2 separate regions of the Homo sapiens genome follow, and region 2 is linked to region 1. The links are chromatin loops, found by intact Hi-C in ENCODE. Cell type or tissue: prostate gland. All regions are shown on one strand. Links, peaks and the distances in the headings refer to the core of each region. The heading gives the core; the rest is flanking DNA.

The links. A loop is a pair of places that touch in the nucleus more often than their neighbours do. Peaks named below come from ENCODE experiments on the same cell type or tissue, not always from the same donor. Only the 100,000 strongest peaks of a DNase experiment are listed, where the experiment ranks them.
Region 2: it touches region 1 in a loop (3-fold over the local background); 11 of 110 quality-filtered maps call a loop at or near these places.

The regions. Positions count from the first base shown.
Region 1 is chr4:137,856,299-137,866,470 of GRCh38, reverse strand. No RefSeq gene overlaps it. Among named protein-coding and RNA genes, the nearest start is that of SLC7A11-AS1, 230 kb to the left of the region's middle. In prostate gland, for the core only: a CTCF peak has its summit at 4,622 (motif pointing right); no DNase peak of the experiment used is centred there.
Region 2 is chr4:137,514,481-137,524,652 of GRCh38, reverse strand. It overlaps PCDH18 (protocadherin 18), which reads left to right. Exons shown (of 4, transcript NM_019035.5): 4 at 2,957-5,735. The coding sequence ends at 3,624. Among named protein-coding and RNA genes, the nearest start is that of PCDH18, 13 kb to the left of the region's middle. In prostate gland, for the core only: no CTCF peak of the experiment used is centred there; a DNase peak (open chromatin) is centred at 5,033.

The sequences.
Region 1 (10,172 bases), core at 687-8,686:
AGACCAGCCTGGCCAACACTGTGAAACCCCGTCTCTAATAAAAAAAAATGCAAAAATTAGCCGGATGTGGTGGCTCATGCCTGTAATCCCAACTACTTGGGAGGCTGAGGCAGCAGAATCACTTGAACCCGGGAGGCGGAGGTTGCAGTAAGCCAAGGTCGCGCCACTGCACTCTATCCAGCTTGGGAGACAGAGCAAGACTCCGTCTCAAAACATAAAAATAAAAAAATAAAAAATAAAAGAAGTATTATTTGTATTTTCCCAGATTTAACTTGTTTTCACCACAAGAGAAAGGTCTTTTTCTGCCTTCCTATCTCCTAACTCCAAATGAAAGTTCTTCACTCCCTGTATGCCAAAAAAAAATCAGCTTAGAATTGAGATTCATTTTACTCCTAAAGAATGGGAACAGTGTCTTATTTATCTTTATGTTCCCAATACATAGAATTGTTCTTTAAAAAGTTTGAAAAAATAAAAAATGATTCTTATACCACCCAAATAGTGGGAAGAGTTGTTATGTGTTTAAAGTTGAAATACTGACAACGACTCAGGATATTTTTAGAGATTTTCTTAGAATAGTCAATGAGTAAAATTCCACACATAGACTTGACTGTATAGAAAACTAACAAAACTTAATCAAGGAAACCTGAAAGAAAATAGTGGTTTAGACAAGACTCATTTTCACGTTGATATGCACTATCATTATCATTTTATTATTATCTTCAACATCACAACTGGCGTTTATTGAGTTTGTTATGAACCCATCTTTATGTTGAGATTTTTATGAGCTGTCTCATTTAATATTCATAAAAATGTTATAGGAAAATTACTATTATAAAAAGCAACTTAAATGAAAGAGTAAAAAATTGCAATGAATCTTTAATTTTTAATTCAACATTTCTCAATATTTATACAGAGATATCCAATGGGAAATAAACTCGAGCACATTGATATATTTTTAGCTGTGATTCTCAACTGGTGATTGTAATATATTAAATTTAAATAATGCATAAAACTTGGCAAATATAAATGTGAGTTTTTCTGCAACCCACCTTCTAGTCTGCATTCCATTGAAAAAAATTGTGTCTTATATAAATATAAATAATTATGTGAGTGGCATTTTCAGAGAAGGATTCCTTCTTTAATGTATTAATAGAATCGATGTAGAAGTGATTGTATCGGCATACACACAATAATACATAACATGATATTTAATTTTCTTTTGTACTAACCCATGGAGTGTCTTCTTGACATGAGAAATATGGGGGAAAATTAGTGAAACAGAGAGCTTATGTAAAAATAAAATTTCATGTCAGTATTCCTTATAAAAATAAATGAATTAAGAATATCCTGCCACTTTCAACTATATGCTTCTGTCATGAGGTTTTATACTATATTGCATAACTTAATCATTAAATGTGCCATATATAAAAATATATATCCACATATAAAAATATATAAAATTATATATATATATATATATATATATATATTTTGGTTGTAAGCCTCAGAAACCACTTTAGCTAATTTAACAAATTGAAATTTACCAAAAACCAGAATTCACTTGAAGGATAAAGTGTTTTGTAGAGTCAAAGGGGTATTCATTAATCAAACTCAGAAAGTTTCAGGAATCAGGGAATATCAAGATTTCCAGATAGTAGGAGCTAATTTCTTCAAGCACCTCCACTGATATAATGTGGCCTAAGAGGAAAATCTCAGGGCGAGAGAGTCCACTTGGCTTAATCTGGGTTAAGTGTCAACTTCTTGGAGGGTAGAGGGCAGAGCACCTTGAATTACAGAATTTATCAAAGGCAAATTTTACTACTGTGAACAGAACAAAGGGGTTGTCGGTACATGTGGCTTAAGGCGTCAAATGTCTGATATCACTTAGAAGAAGAGTATATGCAGAAGTAGCATACGAGTGGAGAAATATTAAATGAGTAATTTAGCAGGTTATAGTCTACTAATTTATAGTAGAGGAGAATATTACCATTATTAAATACCTTTCCATATTTATTTTGTATTTGCAAAATATTCAAAGGTATTGGGAACTTAGCTTCCAAGTAAGGAAGTAAAGTGGTACATTTAGAAGTCAGTAATAAAAGGTAGTGGTTTGCATTTTTGAAGGCTAAACTTCATATTTCTGAGGTAGGAAAGATTTTTAAAAATGGCATTCTTCCTTGTTTAACTTTAGTCTATTATATTTCTTGGTGTTAGCACACTTTCAGCAGCTTTCCATCATTATGTCAGGGTAGTACTTCATAATATTTTTCACATTTTCTGCCTCATATATCAAACTATAGAATTTTCTCCATAAGGCAGAGCTGTCTTTCTGTAAAATTTTTAGCGAAGTTCTCATTTTTATCTGACATCTAGAAATACCTAAAGTAATAAAAAATCATTCTTACCTCATATTTGCTTTGGTTTTCATTCTGTCCCTGTCAGTCTATATACAGTATAGCAAGAGAAGAGTTATATAACATCCTTTTGGGTGTTCTAGAATCAGACAAAGAATCCTAACCTTAGCTGGTTTTTTTCCCACAGAATTTTATATAAAAGTATAACATCTATACTTAAAATAATACCCTCGTCATGAAACTTTACTTTTTTGCCATGAATAATTTTTCTCCATTAAATAGAAGTTTACATATATAAACCTGTGTATCTATATATGTACTGTATATGTATGTACACATATGCACATACATATACATATATACACATACAGTTTATATATAAAAATCCACAACCACAAGGATAAAAAGACTTCATTTCTTTAAGAATGTTACTATTTTGAGCAATTTAATGAACATATAAGGAAATTACATTTATGTTGCTTAGTGTTATCTCATAATAGCTTTCAACTAGCTATCAAGATATTTGTAAAATATGATTTTACCAAACATCCAAGTTTCAGCTGAATTCTGAGAATGCAAACTAAGCACTAAAATGAATCCTTATTTTCAAACAACTTTTTCCCAAAGTGGTTTCATTAAAAATATACATCTAATACTAACATTTTTAACTTCAGGGCATAAGACTTTGAAATGATTAGTTGTAAAAGCAAGCGGTAATACCTGAAATTAATTCAGGTAATTAATAATTACCTGAATATCTAAAATGTTATATAATCTTTATAAATACAATTATGTTTTTTTAATAGTTTTATTATGAACAATAAACATATTTTATGGCGTACTTACCATGTGCCAAACACCATGTAAATGCATTAACTCAGTGGATCCCCAAATAAAGCTGGGTATGGCTGATATTCTTACTTAATATTGAGGAGATTGAGGCTTAGAGATGTTATCCAATTTTTCCAAGTCCATAAGGCTTGGAATAGTACAGCTGCCATTTGAACTTCAGCAGTCAAACTTCAACTCTCTGTCTCAATCACTCAGCAATATTACATCACATAAAGAAGTAACTTCATTGCACAGAAACCAAAGAACACCGCGCTGAAAATATTCCAATATGTTTTAATCAAATTTATAATTTTCCTAGCCTTGACTTCATAACAGGGCCAAAAGGATAGTATAGATGATATATTTCATTATTCCAATCAATAATCTGTTTTGACATAAAAATAAACTCCAAAACAGAGTTATAAAAGTAATCAATACACACCATAAGAAAATACACCTTTTAGTATATTTCCAGTTGGTGCACCTGAGAGGACTAGTTTTGTGTTCTAAGATGGAGACCAGAATGATCCGTGGAGCTTGAGAAGTGATACATGCTCTTACCTTCTCAATATACCTTATCATGTTAATAATAGAATGCTGAAGTCAGCTTACTTTTATTTATTTTAGTGTTTTCAAATTTATTTAAAATAATCAGTGAGTAAGTACATAATTTGGAAAATGTCACTGAAGAGAAAGTGAAAAATCTAATTTCTATGATACAATGTGAGAAGTTTGGTTTGAATGTTCTGACTAGGAGATATTAGATCTTCTAAAAGCAGTCATAGACATAAAATCAGATAAAGTGACTAGCTGTCATGAAGAATTGCTAGAGAGTATAAGTGATTATTTCTGAATGCCAAGGATATAATTGAGCTGACTAGGATTTGCAAAAATACATTAATGCATTATCAATTTATAAAGATGTTTTATAATTGTTGTATTTCACTGTTTGTTTTGCATGTGAAATTAGATGAACAGACAAAACCAAAGTAGTTTATAGTATTTCCAAAAGTTTCTTTTACTAAAGATTCTAGTTATCATACTTATTTAAATGGATGACAACATCAGGTTTTTTTGCGTTAAATAATAGCAATACAGAGGTTACCTTCACTCATAGCATAAGATGAAGGTTTTTTTTTACGTTTGATTTAGTCTTTCATTATAAAGATACAAACCAAAAAGTGCATTCAAATTTTATTTTTAATGATTATAATATTGAATAGTTTTCTGCATTTCTAAATAATTTTATTCATCACAGCTTGGTTTTGTAATAATGTCTACATTTTGCTTCAAAATTAATTTTAATATACACAGGATACATAGAAATATTTTTCTTTAAATAATTGAATTTTTAAAATGTTTTTGCATTTCCAGATGTGATTCTGTAATTTAGATAATATGACACCAGGTGGCAGGAGTGTGTCCATAACCAAATTGAAACAGCCATTTTTTTCTAGCAGTTGACAAAACACTACATTTTGCATTTATTTATAAAAATATAACTATTAGATGACCAATACAGTAGCAATGAATATATATTCTCTTGAAACTTGATGCTTTTAGTCATATGTTTTTAAAGGTAAAGAAGAAAAAGAAATGATCTTTTGTCCAGATGAACTTGCAAATGGAATTTCAGATTTTCATTATGTAGATTTTTTCATTTTTAATTAAAATAACTGAATGACCAAGAAAGTGCTCCACTTTTATTATTCTACCATTGAGACATTGGGCTTTGGTAACTCCTAAAGTGATGGATTTGATATACGAATCTTTCCCACAAAAAAACAGTGCAATTTCTTCATGCTTTGTCCATTTTACCTTATCCACTAATACTGAATCCCAGGTGAGAGTTAAATTATGCATCTCCATTTTCAGATGTCAGCCTCTTAAATAATCATCTTCCCATGGCTGTTTGGGCACATTATCACTTCCTAAAGTAATGACATCCACTCAGAGGTTGTTGGAAGAATTTCTCATACTGTGTTTGTCTTTACTCTCTGTTGGTTGTCACTTGCCTGTTCTTTTCCAATGATATCTACCTTTTAAATTAGTGAAAATTTTGTGTTTTCCTGGCCAATTATCCTGATTCTTGAAACTTAAGGGCTAATGGAGCATCATGGAAAAATCACTACAATATAGGAATCTGAGTCAAACTCCAGTTTCTGCCACATTCTAGCCATTTCTTCACATCTTTGGGTTTCTGGGCTATATATGTACATATACGTACAAAATTCTGAACTTGAACTGGATAGTAATGTTTCATTCTACTTTTAATATTCTCTAATTCTAGTTGTCACTGGCTATAACACTGATGAATTAGATGTGGTTAATTTACTTTGATAATAATACATGTTTTATGATAATCATTACAATCAATATGTCTGGCATGATTTTTAACAATGTAATTCTTTATGTATTTCATTAGGCAATGTTTCTTAGCCCTCATGGTCTGTAAATATATTGAAATAAATTTCAATCACAGTGAATTGTACCAACATTAAATGAGAAGATGCAGGGCATTTCAAATTGGCATAGGTCAATTTTGGGGTGGGAGCAACACTTTGCTAGAGTCCATATGAGCAATTAGAGAGACCAAAAGTACATTATCTACCATGCTCACTGGCAAAACAGCAGGCCTAGATAAATACTTTTCTATTCAAATATGAGTAAGATAAAAACATTTTTTAAAGCATAACCTCCTTCAAGAAAAACAATTAGGAGAAAAGCAGACACAAAGCATATCCGTACAAATAATTTCTAAAATTAAAATATGAAAGTATCATATTATATGCTTGGTGTTATCAAATATATCAAAGAAGAAATGACCTCTAAGAAACAAGAGCTTGAACCCATAATAGAAAAGAAAAATTGGGATGAAGACAAAAATGCAAAGAAAATAAACTGATGTTAAAAAATAAAAAAGCTTAAAAATACAAACTATCCTAGTGGGGAAGGCCATATCTGAAATTTATGGAAAATTTAATCAATGATTTGATTCATAAACTTAAACATAAAAGACTTACCAATAATGCAGTGGGAGAAGATTGAAATTGATTTCAATGAAACAGTTGGTTTGGATATTGAAGAACAGAGAATGGTAATCTAATCTAACATTACAGTTCCTGCAGAAAGGCAACCAACAAGAAATGGGAGATTTTCTAAAACTTTTGCATTTATTAACATATTTAATTTTTATAATTACTTGGTGAAATAGGTGCTATTATTGTCCCCCTGTTATGGATAAAGAAACTAAGAAACAGTGTTTAAGATATTTACAGAGGGTAACATAGACAATAAGGGGAGAGTCAGGATTAAAACCCAGCTGGTCTGACTCCAGAGCATGTTCTTTTACCTAGTATTTCATTATATTATAATAAAAATGAAAAAGGAAGAAAAAACTTTGCTACTAATGTGATAAACGTTTTATATTATTATGTACACAATTCTTAAATACATATAGGAGAAACATCATTAAAAATACAAAATATAAGGCCAGTGCAGTGGCTTACACCTAAACTTCAGCACTTTGGGAGTCCGAGCCAGGTGGATCACTTGAGGCCAGGAGTTCAAGACCAGCCTGGTCAACATGGAGAAATGCTGTTTCTACTAAAAATACAAAAATTAGCTGGGTGTGGTAGTGGACGCCTGTAATCCCAGCTACTAGGGAGGCTGAGGGAGGACAATTTCTTGAACCCTGGAGGCGGAAGTTGCAGTGAGCCGAGATTGTGCAACTGCACTCCAGCCTGGGCAACAGAGCAAGATTCTGTCTCAAAAAAGAAAACAACAGCAACAACAAAAACCTCAAAATATAGAGATTCCATTTTTTAAATCAAACATAAATCTAAAAAATAATTAATTCATCCTAGGGAAGACAGTTGTTTTCATATAAAATATCAGATTTCTGAGAATTTTCTAGAAAGCAATTTGACTATATGCATCAGAAACTTTACAAAACTTTTAGATTTGGCCTTTGGTCCAGGGATTTTGAATCTAATGGGTTCCCTAAGAAAATACATAGCAATGAAGAATCCAAAATATTGCATTATTTGTTACACAACTTGGAATTTGGGAATAACTAAATGTATTATAATGGGAAAACATTTATCAGCCTTGACTGTTCATCACAATTTTCTGCAGAGATTCTACCAAAATTATAAACTCAGAATTTGTAAAAAGACCCACAGGTAATTAGTTTGAGTTAATGCTAAATAAATTATGGTGCCTATTAGTAATATATATGTACATTTATATAATTTTATATTTAAAAATTAAAATATAACAAAATATATAATTTTATTATTTTTATTTTCATTTTTTTTGAGACATAGTCTTGTTCTGTCACCCAGGTGGGAGTGCAATGGCACAATCTCAGCTCACTGCAACCTCCGCTTCCTGGGTTCAAGCAATCCTCCCACCTCAGCCTCCCAAGTAGCTGGGATTACAATCATGCAGCACCACACCTGGCTCATTTTTGTATTTTTAGTATAGACGGGGTTTCACCATTTGGCCAGGCTGGTCATGAACTGCTGACCTCAAGTGATCCACCAACCTCGGCCTCCCAAAGTGGTGGGATTACAGACATGAGCCACTGTGCCCGGCCAGAAATATTTTATTTAAATCACATTTAAAAATTATTTAATAATACCATACAATAAAATATTTATATTTTTCAAATACATGTAATTAAAATATGTTACTTTTACAGTGTAATAAGATAAAGAATAGAGTTAATATATTGTTACATGTTGAACAAATGTGCCACAAATATGTCACTCTGGTCTACACTTCACTAGGAGAAAAAGTATACATAGATCCTATGCATCTATTCTAAGATTTAGTTAATTTCACTGTTAATTTCATGACCAAGAAACATACATTTGGTTAAGGACAGTGTTTTTACTTGGTTATCCTCAAATCTTTAGATACTAACAGACTATCTTGAAGAGACTTGACACTACAAGAATGAATGAATGAATAGAAGATGAGAGAACAACTAAATGAATTAATGAGCAAATATAAAATCATTTACAGAAAATCTTATATATTAATATATCTTTGGGAGGATTATGTATGTTTTCTCATTTATTTTCCAATCTGAATTTATTTCACTCTTGTGGTTTGGAGTAGCACTTTACATAAAAACATTAATATCCTAAAAATATATAATATTTCTTTCCTGAATTCTTAATTGCCATATAACTTTTTTTTAGGATGGTAGACTTGAGTTTATGGTCAGAATTCTGCATCAAATATTAGAATTGCAAATAAGGCACTCTTGCTTTGTATTAAAAGAACAAGAGCTGCCAGTGTCTGAAAAGTTAATTAGACAAAACAATTAGTTACATCTTATTAACATGTAAAAGATCTGTGACAAATTGCACTAATTGAGTGCTCTTATACATCTGAAGAGGTCAAGCTACTTTAAAAGTATGTTGTTAATGGAAGACAAATGTATCTTTATGTGCTTGATAAGAATATTATAAACTGCATTATTTACGACTCCATTGGAATACTTAATTTTAAGCTTTAAATTAAACTGCTCGTTAAACAAGAGAGCTAGTACTAAGTTCTTAAAATAGGCCATAAAAGCTTGCTTCAGTGTAAGATACATTTGAAGGTCCAGCATTTCCTTAGAATGTCTTCATCGTTTCAATTTTTTTAAGTGACTAAGCCCTGGAAATGTTAAGCTTGTCTTGATGTGCCCTCGGTAAAGGGAGAATCCATTCATTAACAAGGTTAACCCCAAATAAATATTTATTTCTTTTTAAAGAGCTTATAATTGCTGAAACTCAGATCCATTCAGTTGAATAGTTTCATTAGCTCTTAAACTTTATTTCTAAACCAAAGGAAAAAAAAAAAAAAGAAAAGAAAAAGAAAAAAAAGGAAAGGGAAAACAAAAGGAGGAAAAAAGTGATGGGTGTTCTTTGTTCATAGGGACTAAGGGAAGTTTAGGGAATAGGAGTGATTAAAGGCAAAGCAATAGTAGTGGTAAGAGTATATGTTAGAAAAATGGACAAAACACCCAACAGAAGCTTAGAGAGACAAAAAGAAGTAGATGGAAACAGTTTAAAATGAGGAATGAGTCAGAGTCGCTGTTACAGGTAAGTAACTACAAAAAGGTGCTTTGAGATTCTCTCGCTGAGAACCTGTCTACAGGAGGGAACACTAGCAATTCTGAGGGAAATTGTTTCTATTTCAGTTAAAACCAGATGCTCACTCAGGGCTTGTAGGAAGGTTTTGCAAATAATGTAGATTATATTTCTCCAGTATAATATAATGTAGATTATATTTCCTTAGAACCAAAGGCCTTTTAGTATGAGCCTATCACCACATTTTATATGTTTATAGTTGATGAGCTTAGTTCATCAAAGCACCGTGTTAATGAAATCATCTCATCGTTCTAAGATGAACTCTATCAGGAGTTTGGAAACTGCACATAGGCTTATAAAGGGGGGAAATTAAAGGGGGAGAGGGTAAAACATAAACTTATTCCTTCCACTCTCTCTGTATACTTATCCTAGAAGTTTCATGTTGTCTTAATGAACAGTTACATCAGGGTACGCCCGAGACCTCGTCCCTGTATTTAAAAACTCAAGTAATGTAATCTAAAAATCTGAACATTGATAATTATTGTAATTTAATGTCTATAGAATTTATTTTTTTAGCTCTTTTTCTAGCAGCTGTTCATAGATCAGACTCATGTCAAATGATGAAGATTTACAAAATGTCTACTACAATAAGATACTTTTTAAGCTAATGCATGTAAAAAATCCTAATATGTAATGATCACTAAGATACTAACTATTGAACCTAAATCTGAATCATGGGATGATCAATTCTAGAAATTTTAATCTAGAAATATTGCTAGGATATGATGAGATTTATTAAATAATAAATAGACATATGGCCTCTAAAATTAGGAAGGTAATTCTTAAAAGGGAGAATGCATCACATTCATGGGTATTATCATTGTAATATTTCAGCTGA
Region 2 (10,172 bases), core at 1,228-9,227, 340 kb after region 1:
TCTCCTCACTTAATACACTGATGCTTTGCTCATGGTGTCCTTCCTACCTGAAAAGCTGGCTTCTCATCACTTTGTGTAACTGAATCCTATTCATCTTTCAAAGTTTGTTTTAGGTGGCTCTTTCTTTAACTATTTCAGCTTCCACCTCCACTCTTTTTTCCTTTCTTGACATGCCCTTAGCATCATCTAGTTTGACACTTTACCTGTGTTTACGATGTCACTTGCTACACTTTACTTAGAGCTATATCTTTTTACAACTTTTGAGGGCAGGGTGCTATTGTTGCACTTCACATGCAGCAGACTCATAACGGATAACTGATTGATCACCTGATGACTTGACAGAAGCAAGGCATACGTATTTCTTCTTATATATCTGCTGCCTGTCCCACCAATAAGGTGCAGTGCAGTGACAAAATTCATAGTCTTATAGTGGTGAAGAAGATACTCTCCTTTCACCATGGTCCCCCTCCCCAGAGGACACTTAACTACCTATAAGAGCTTTCAAGGAGCAACAGAAAGATTAGCCACTTGCACCACTTGTCAACAAGCCCTGCTAACTGGGATATAGTATGGAACATTTGTGGCACTGAATTACTTACAGATTGAGAATGTTTTCAGTCAAGTCCCTGGGGACAAGGTTGACAATATCAATGAGGTTGCAAGAAATGCCCTCTTCTGCACCGTTACTCTTCCATTTCTCTTATTTTTGCCATCCTTCCCTCCATTAGTCTTTTCTCATCAATTTTTCTTATTACTTTTCATTTTTAAGTTAATTTATTATTTTATAATTAAAGCTTCACTTATTTATTGGGATGAAGTTGCAAATAACATTCACTGTTTAAAAAATTTCTATGACCAAACTTATTTTTGAGCATGAACTTTCAGATTGCATTAGTTACCTAGATTGTATTTTTGCATTGTATTGTTGGTTATATGTTTATTATATTTAGGTCTTTAGAAAACTAGGTCATTTTCAGTATTCTTACAAGCCTTTCCTTTCCCTCCAATCATTAAGCATTAAACTAAAGTGAATCAAACAACTAAGTCCTTCCCAAGCCTAAAACTACAGAGTTAAATGAAATAAATGAAGAGGTGTCAGCAGGTCTGTTCTTCTTCCTTCTGACAGGATATGAGTAAGACAATAGAGACAGGTCTAAGTTCCATTTTCAGAGACCTGCGGAATTAAGAAGGAAAAAAAAAATCATTACCACTATGATTGTTATTTTGCTGCTGAGAAAACCTCATTGCTATTAAGTTATTCCAATTACTTTCAACCCCTTTTGTTTCATCCACATCAAATTAAAAAAAAAAAAGTTGGTAAACATTTCCAAGTAGTAATACTGCATGAAGTCAGGAAATCTAAAAAAGCTTTTATTCTTAAATCATTCTTGCTTATTTAAATGTAACCTTTCATAACAAATTGCACAATTTTTCTTCATGCTTACGCTCTTTCTCTTTCCCCACCTTGATTCACATGGAATTGGTGTTGACACTTTCTCCACTTTTTTTCTGCTTCATTGTATTTCTAGTTTTCTAGTGATTCAGCTTTTTTCTCACTCATAATACTTGATCTCATTTTATTCCTCAAATTATCCTCCTTTTCATTAAAACTTGAGGTCCATATTTGGGACTCTTGCAGTTTAAGAACAGAATTATCTCAAAGATTCAAGCAGAGAAAAGCAGCAATTTCTACGCCTTCAATCAAAGACCATTACTTCTTTTTTTTCAGAAAGTCAACATTATTTTCTCCATGTTTTATTTAGAAAACATGTAGTGAATACCTACTGTATGCAGGCACTTTACCAGTTGCTAGTGACACCGCAGTAACTGCAATAGACAACTTGTTTCCTCTAATAAGGGAATGGGCATCCTTCAAGAGTCACCTTTTTAGCAATAATTTGGGAGGAAGAGGAATCTTCCTAAAGTAGATGGATCTACAAAATTAGCTCTTAATATATAAGTATAGCTAGTAACAACCTAATGTTCTTTTAAATCTAAGAGAATTATTTTGCATTTTCTGCATTCTGCTCTTTGCTCTAAAATGAAATCATAATACTGAACAGCCTTATTTCTCACTGAAATAAGTCAATGGTTTGTAGAGTGTATTTTACATCTTTTCATTTCCTTGTCATGCAGCTTAGTTATTGTATTTGCCAAATGTAGAGGGGTTTTTTCCTCTTTATTTTCCTGCTTTTCTCATATCATCTATTTTTTTTCCTATGACTGTGGCCACTCATATTCCCATAAGAGCATTAGAACATCTGTAAGACCTAAGGAATGGATTTTTCATATTCTTCATCTTTTGATGACATTTTTCACATATTTGAATATAAATATATTTTGAATCTTTAAAAGAAAACTTCTTAACAGGGTAATTGCAGATGGCCATCCAGTAGCTGAGGATACTTTTCACTGCTGTGTTAAGTAACAAGTCAATAAATAATTTGTAATATCTTTAAGAGAGATTAATAAGTATAATTACCTTATAGCTTATTATATTCTCATTGCTTCCATTAAAACTAAAGTAATATTGAGAAAGTTACACAAAGGTATGTATTACACAAGAATTAATGGGTGGCATTCTAAAGTTATAGGTTTCACCTTACAAGTCTGTTCTTTAGAATTTATGTTCAGCACTTATTTCATCACTCACACCTAGTTCTTCCCACGTATACTTTATCAACCCATCTTATCATTATTCAAGTAGCAGAATATTCTTACCTGATCAATAAGGAAAAAAAAGCACACCAGAAGATAACACTTATGGAGGTCTATAAAACCAGTGTTCAAATTAAAGCCATAATTGTAGTCCAGCTTTTGTGTATAATAATAGGTTGGCATCATGGAAATAGTTTAAAATTGTCTCATTCTATTTTTATTATAAAATTGCATTTTTGCATCATTTTGAATCGTGCTAAGTATAATAATGAATCCCCACTGTTTTTCTTGAGTGCAGCTATGAGACTCTGCACGGAGGAGTGCAGGGTCCTGGGACACTCTGACCAGTGCTGGATGCCACCACTGCCCTCACCGTCTTCTGATTATAGGAGTAACATGTTCATTCCAGGGGAAGAATTCCCAACGCAACCCCAGCAGCAGCATCCACATCAGAGTCTTGAGGATGACGCTCAGCCTGCAGATTCCGGTGAAAAGAAGAAGAGTTTTTCCACCTTTGGAAAGGACTCCCCAAACGATGAGGACACTGGGGATACCAGCACATCATCTCTGCTCTCGGAAATGAGCAGTGTGTTCCAGCGTCTCTTACCGCCTTCCCTGGACACCTATTCTGAATGCAGTGAGGTGGATCGGTCCAACTCCCTGGAGCGCAGGAAGGGACCCTTGCCAGCCAAAACTGTGGGTTACCCACAGGGGGTAGCGGCATGGGCAGCCAGTACGCATTTTCAAAATCCCACCACCAACTGTGGGCCGCCACTTGGAACTCACTCCAGTGTGCAGCCTTCTTCAAAATGGCTGCCAGCCATGGAGGAGATCCCTGAAAATTATGAGGAAGATGATTTTGACAATGTGCTCAACCACCTCAATGATGGGAAACACGAACTCATGGATGCCAGTGAACTGGTGGCAGAGATTAACAAACTGCTTCAAGATGTCCGCCAGAGCTAGGAGATTTTAGCGAAGCATTTTTGTTTCCATGTATATGGAAATAGGGAACAACAACAACAACAAAAAACCCTGAAAGAACTGGCATTGCCAAATAGTTGCATTTATCATAAATGTGTCTGTGTATATTGAATATTAAATACTGTATTTTCGTATGTACACAATGCAAGTGTGATTATTTTAATCTGTATTTTAAAAATACATTTGTACCTTATATTTATGTGTAATTTAACAAACAAATTTTATTTTTTTACTCCCATGACAGACATGTTTTTCCTAGTCGTGTAGAAACTAGCCACTGTTCAAATCTGATACACTATTCAACCACAAAGTGTAAAGGCACTGCTTAGATTAGTTTTGTTGGGGAAGAATTATTATGTTGTATGAACAACCCCACTGAAGCATTATACAATTCTTAATTCCATTAAGTGATCCCACTTTTTTTCAATAACTTTTTAGAAATTAAGAATCATTAAAATTGTTAAGCTATTTTATTGTTATTTTCTCTACTTTCTACTAGCCCCAATAGTTGAACTCTTATAGGAAAATCGAAAGATAAAGTGAAAGTTTATTTCAGGACTGAGAAATATCTTGAAGGTTATTTATTAGATGACTATCTCAAATGAACTTTTTATAGACAATGATGAAAACAGAATTAAAGTCAATGTTTCCTGACTCCCAGGCCCCTACTATTCCAGGCCATCACACTGGCCTGTTCCGGAGAATATTTCTCTCACAATATTATTATCTACTTATAATTATGGTAAACAATAAATTTTATTCCATCCTTGTAGTATGAAACATGCTCCAAGGAAATGGAATCTGTCCTTTAAATGGATAACAGTATGTGTTCTAATGGCATAAAATATTACTGGATAAAAACAGTTGTGTCAGTGTCTCTCCTAAGGTAGTAAATATAATTGACTTATTCTGAACCCATTCTATTTTGAATCTCCCCTTTCCTCTCACAATACTTGAACATTTTAATCTTTTGGAATATTGTCTTTCTTTGTTATAACTATTCATTTTTAGCTTTTGTCTCCAGTGCATGATCTCATATTTTTGCTTTTATTTTTAGTATAAGAACATTTATAAAATCATATTTTTGTTACTGCAATTGTTTTATTTGTTGTGTGGCAAATGAGAAATCCTTTATTTATTGTGCTGTGATCTCTCTGTGTGGAATGCCTTGGTGAGAGAGATGCTTATTATGACTATTATCATTTCTGACCAAGCTTCTATTAATGTTATTTCTAATAATACACTATCTTGATTGTACTCTCCAGAAAATTTTTCTGTCAGTGAAAATAAAAGAAAAATTAAAGTAAAGCTAAGGAACTGTCTATAAGTCAGAGTCCTGTTCCTACATATTTGTTCAAAAGCTTGGCATGCAGCAGGCCCTTCCTGAGCGGGTGATTCAGTGTTGAGTTTCAAATAATAAACAGGCAGCATTCAGTTGGCTGGGCGAACAAGAAAAACACAATGGAAAAGGAATGAGTTTGAGACTTGTAATGGGAATGAAAGTAGTAAGCCATATTCCAGCTAAATAAGTTAAATGCATTTGGGGAATAAAGAAAAAAGAGTAAGCAAGCAATAATTGCTTGAATATTTTTCAAATTACAACAAAAAAAAATACTTTCTTAGGACATTTTGTATTAAATTGTGCAGGATAAAAAGGTATCCTTACAATGTTTCCAGGAGGCAAGAATATTATCGTCCCTGGCTTGCTAGTCAGGAATTGAAACACTGGGAAAGTTAAGTAACTGAAAAGTGACTAAAATTCAGATATTTGAATTCTCAAATGAGTACCACATTAAATAGAATATATTACCTCTTTCAACAGGCACATTTTCCTTTATAGGAGAGATTGCAATTACAAGTGAAATTTCAGTATATTTTTCAGTAGATTACACACACAAACGCTAACCATATTTAAATGCATTCTGCCTTTCAACTTCACTTCCTTTCAGTATATATTACCATTAAGAAAAAGACTTTTATATCCTCACTGTTCTTAATTTAAAGCACCAGCAGTAATATGGGAAGCTATGCTGAAAACCGCTATTTTGAATAATGTGAAATAAATAAAATGCAATATTTCATTCAACACAAAACTTTTGTATATTGTCCATATTCCAAGAATTTCATGTCTCAAATTCCCTTGTTTCTCCAGCCTTCTCCATTTATTATTGCTTCCCATGTCCACAGATTAAGAGAATATAAGTGCAAGATTTCAGCTTTTTGCTTCTGTTCCTTTCACCAAGTAACATCCTTTTAGTGAAAGCTGGGATGTCTGATGCTATCATAGCAACCTAATCTCTCATCAAGTTTGTATCACCTCTTTTTTGATACCCTACCCTTCCTCAGATTGAAACAACAAAAAAGCACTTAAACATTCTTTCCTCCACTTATTATTTTTAATCCCTTTAGTTCTACTGGATTATTTGAAATGTTCTTCAATGATAATCATATATTAAGGAAATTATCTTCAAAAAATGTAACTCAAAACTGAATCTATTGCTTAACAAATCCTCCTTAAATGCTTGTTTATAGAAAGATGAGAATTAGCTTTCTTCAAATTCTTGTAAGTTATTAACATTGTTATTAATTGCTCATTGATTTACTTATTGATCTTAGCAGATGGGGCTTATAACATTGTTAATCATTTAAATTATTGTTCTTTCTGTCACAAATATTTAAACTTGCCACTTACCAATAGATAACTATTAAGGTAAAGATGAGTGAGTTATTAAGTTATTGTCTTATTGAAGTCACTGAAGAAGTCGCATTTATGAAATTCAGCTTAGTTTTCTTGTTTCATTCTTTTGATACTGGTGATCAGAAAATATTCAAAGATCAATTTGAAACATTGACACTTTAAAATTTAAAGATTGTAGATCTATTTTAAAAATAAGCAATATTTTACTGGATTACTTGTATGGGTGAAAAATGCATTGTCTGACAGGGCAGCTTTCAACATGGCAGAAACTAATAGAACTGTCCCAAGACTGTCTTACATGTTTTGACATTTCTGTTCCATTTCAGTATATCTGGATAATGTATCATCACAAGAACGAAACAAAAAAACTAAGCTGATTTTCATAAATGTAACTTCTTCAGTGACTTCAAAAATTAAGGATATACTGAACTCTGAATAAGCAACACATGTTGCTGTTTAAAAATTAAAATCTGGGCTGGTTGTGGTGGCTCACACCTGTAATCCCAGCACTTTGGGAGGCTGAGGCGGGTAGTCAGGAGTTTGAGACCAGCCTGGCAAATATGGTGAAACCCCATCTCTACTAAAAGTACAAAAATTAGCCATGCATGGTGGTGCACGCCTGTAGTCCCAGCTACTCGGGGGACTGAGGCAGAAGAATCACTTGAACCCAGGAGGCAGAGGTTGCAGGGAGCCGAGATTGCACCACTACACTTCAGCCTGGGTGACAGAGCAAGACTCTGTCTCAAGAATAAAATAAAATAAAATAAAATAAAATAAAATAAAATAAAATAAAATAAAATAAAATAAAATAAAATAAAATAAATCTGCAGAGTGTGGTGGCTCAGGCCTGTAATCCCAGCACTTTGGGAGGCCTAGGTGGGTGGATCACTTGAGGCCAGGAGTTAGAGACCAGCATGGCCAATATGGCAATACCCCATCTCTATGAAAAAAAATACAATAAATTAGCTGGGTGAGATGGTGCACACCTGTAGTCCCAGCTACCTGGGAGGCTGAAGCAGGAGAATCACTTGAATCCGGGAGGCGGAGGTTGCAGTGAGCCGAGATCGAGCCACTGCACTCCAGCCTGTGCGACAGAGCAAGATTCTTTCTCAAAAAACAAAACAAAACAAAACAAAAAAAAACAAAAAAAACACAGGCAGATCACCTGAGGTCTGAGGTCGGGAGTTCGAGACCAGCCTGGCCAACATGGTGAAACCCCATCTCCACTAAAAATACAAAAATTAGCTGGGCGTGGTGGCACCCACCTGTAATCTCAGCTTCTTGGGAGGCTGAGGTAGGAGAGTCACTTGAACCTGGGGGGTGGAGGTTGCAGTGAGCTGAGATTGCACCACTTCACTCCAACCTGGGCTACAGAGTAAGACTCCATCTCAAAAAAAATTAAAATCCAACCAAATGATGCTGGGCACGGTGGCTCACGCCTGTAATCCCAGCACTTTGGGAGGCCAAGCCAGGCAGATCATTTGAGGTCAGGAGTTCAAGACCAGCCTGGCCAACATGGCAAAATCAAGTCTCTACTAAAAATACAAAAATTAGCCGGGCATGGTGGTGCACGCCTGTAATCCCAGCTACCCGGTAGGCTGAGGCAGAAATAATTGCTTGAACCCGAGAGGAAGAGGTTGCAGTGAGCTGAGATCGATCCACTGCACGCCAGCCTGAGCAACACAGTGAGACTCCATCTCAGAAAAAAAAAAAAGAAAAGAAATCCAACCATATGAAAGTCTTAAAGATTTATGTCAGTTTAAAGAAGAATAAAAATAGTGCAGGCATTTCAAAAGAACAGCACATTTAAATTCCTTAATTGCAGGTTGAATGCCCAAAGTAAAGCCACCTTTACATTTATAAGCTGTTTTAGGTTGTGAAAGTGTAAGATGCCATACTGATTGTAATCATTTATAATATTAGGATTTCTCTGTGAATGATAGCAATAATACTGTATGCTACATAAAATGAAGTTTTAATTTGATAAATTAGGCTATTTGGGCCACTGAAGTATCATCTGGTTCAGTTAAGTTCCTAGAATAAACCTAGTCACTGTTTCTGAGATAATTAAATGATATTTACACGGAAATTGAAAATATTGTATTGCCTAAATTGTGGTTTCATTCTTTATCTGTGTAATTGAGGTCATAGTCAAGTATATACACTCTTACTACCAGAAAAAATGGGGACCTTTAATATAATCTAACCCCAAAAAATAATTAAATAGGTAGACACTATATAATAGATGTAGAAGTGGTAGTGTATATTCCTTATTAATTTATTATATTTTTATTATATGCTAGCATATACAACTTGTAGCACTGTTAAACACATTTTATGAGGAGCTAGCATCACAAAAATTGCTACCAAAATTTACACACTTTCTGACTTTTAAAATTGCAATAACACATCCTACTCTGGCACTTTAAAATAATAGATTTCTATTTCCTTTTATGACTTCTGCAAGATGCTCCTAATTCTTGTTTGCTTTCTCTGATTTTATCTCTTCAATTTATTTATTTAATGGTATTCTTCCTTGATAATTCATGCTACTGTCCACATTTTATAGCACTCCTCTCCAAATTTTCACATGTATAGAGTTCGTCATATAACCACCTAGATTTTATATTTTTTTCTTATGTCTTTTCTTTGTTATTGATATGATAGGGATCATAATTTTGATATATAAAGCTAATACATTTTGTTCTCAATAAACCTTGCTCCCATGATTCATTGGTTTAATGAGAAGGTAAATTCATGCAATCAAGAACAAAGGGTCATTTCTTTTTTGTCTAAGTTTTAAATTAAATGTTTTCAAGTGCCTAGAAAGAAACTAGTGTAGAAAACGTGGCTTATTGAGGGAGGAAATCATTTTTTTAATGTAAAACACTTATCTTTATGTATTAAGGGTTGGAATGGTGAGGATGGAATTTTACTGTAAATCAAAGTGAAATGCAGGAAGAAAACAGCATAGTGAATAAGAAAGGCCCCTTGCCACAGAATAGAATGATAACTTAGCTAATTGTTGGGAGTATAAAGCCCTAGGGGTGAGTAAATTGAGAAGGGTAAAATCAGATGTTAGTATATTTTTTATTCCCACTGCCAATGATCTCTAGAATAAATTACAGAACAAGACTTTGAAAATGATAATTTCTGTTTCCCTGACCCTCATGGCACAGGAGAGCAGACATGGAAGGAAGTGGTGCCAAGGTGTTTGCCTCTGGGAAACATCTTGCTCCTCAGTGCCTTTGGATGGATGTGTGGCCTATGAGAAACTCAGACTTTATTCCTTGCTGAAATGGGGGAGGGGTTGATACTATAAGCCCTGTTATATTTCAAAATGCTTTTATCTAAATGAAGTCAGGCTTTCTAAAACCCCATGTACATTCCTGTTTTATTAAAAGGTACATTCTACAGCTTAGAATAGCTAACCACAGAATATTCTAGACATAAGAAGCATAGACCTTTCCTTTGGAAGTAGGCCTTTGTTTTAGACAGTGCTTTAGGTTCGAAATTATCTACAAAACTGCCAGTAAATCTTGTTACATACAATGTAATAAATCCCAAATATGCAACTAATAATGTTTTATGAATTCTAACCAGAAAAATGTTTTGCCAGTCCCTGCTTTGTGATTTGTATTTCTTCTGCAAACTCATGCCCGGAGGCTGTCATTGTGGATTTTGTGAGCTTCCTCTACAAACTTTTGGTATTTGTTGAGAGTTTTGGGTGGCAAATACATGAGATGGTAATGAGCAAAGTGTCTCTATGGGAGACAGCTACTGAGGACCAGCTGCCCCACTGACTCAGTCCACTCACTGCTTTTTCTCCCAT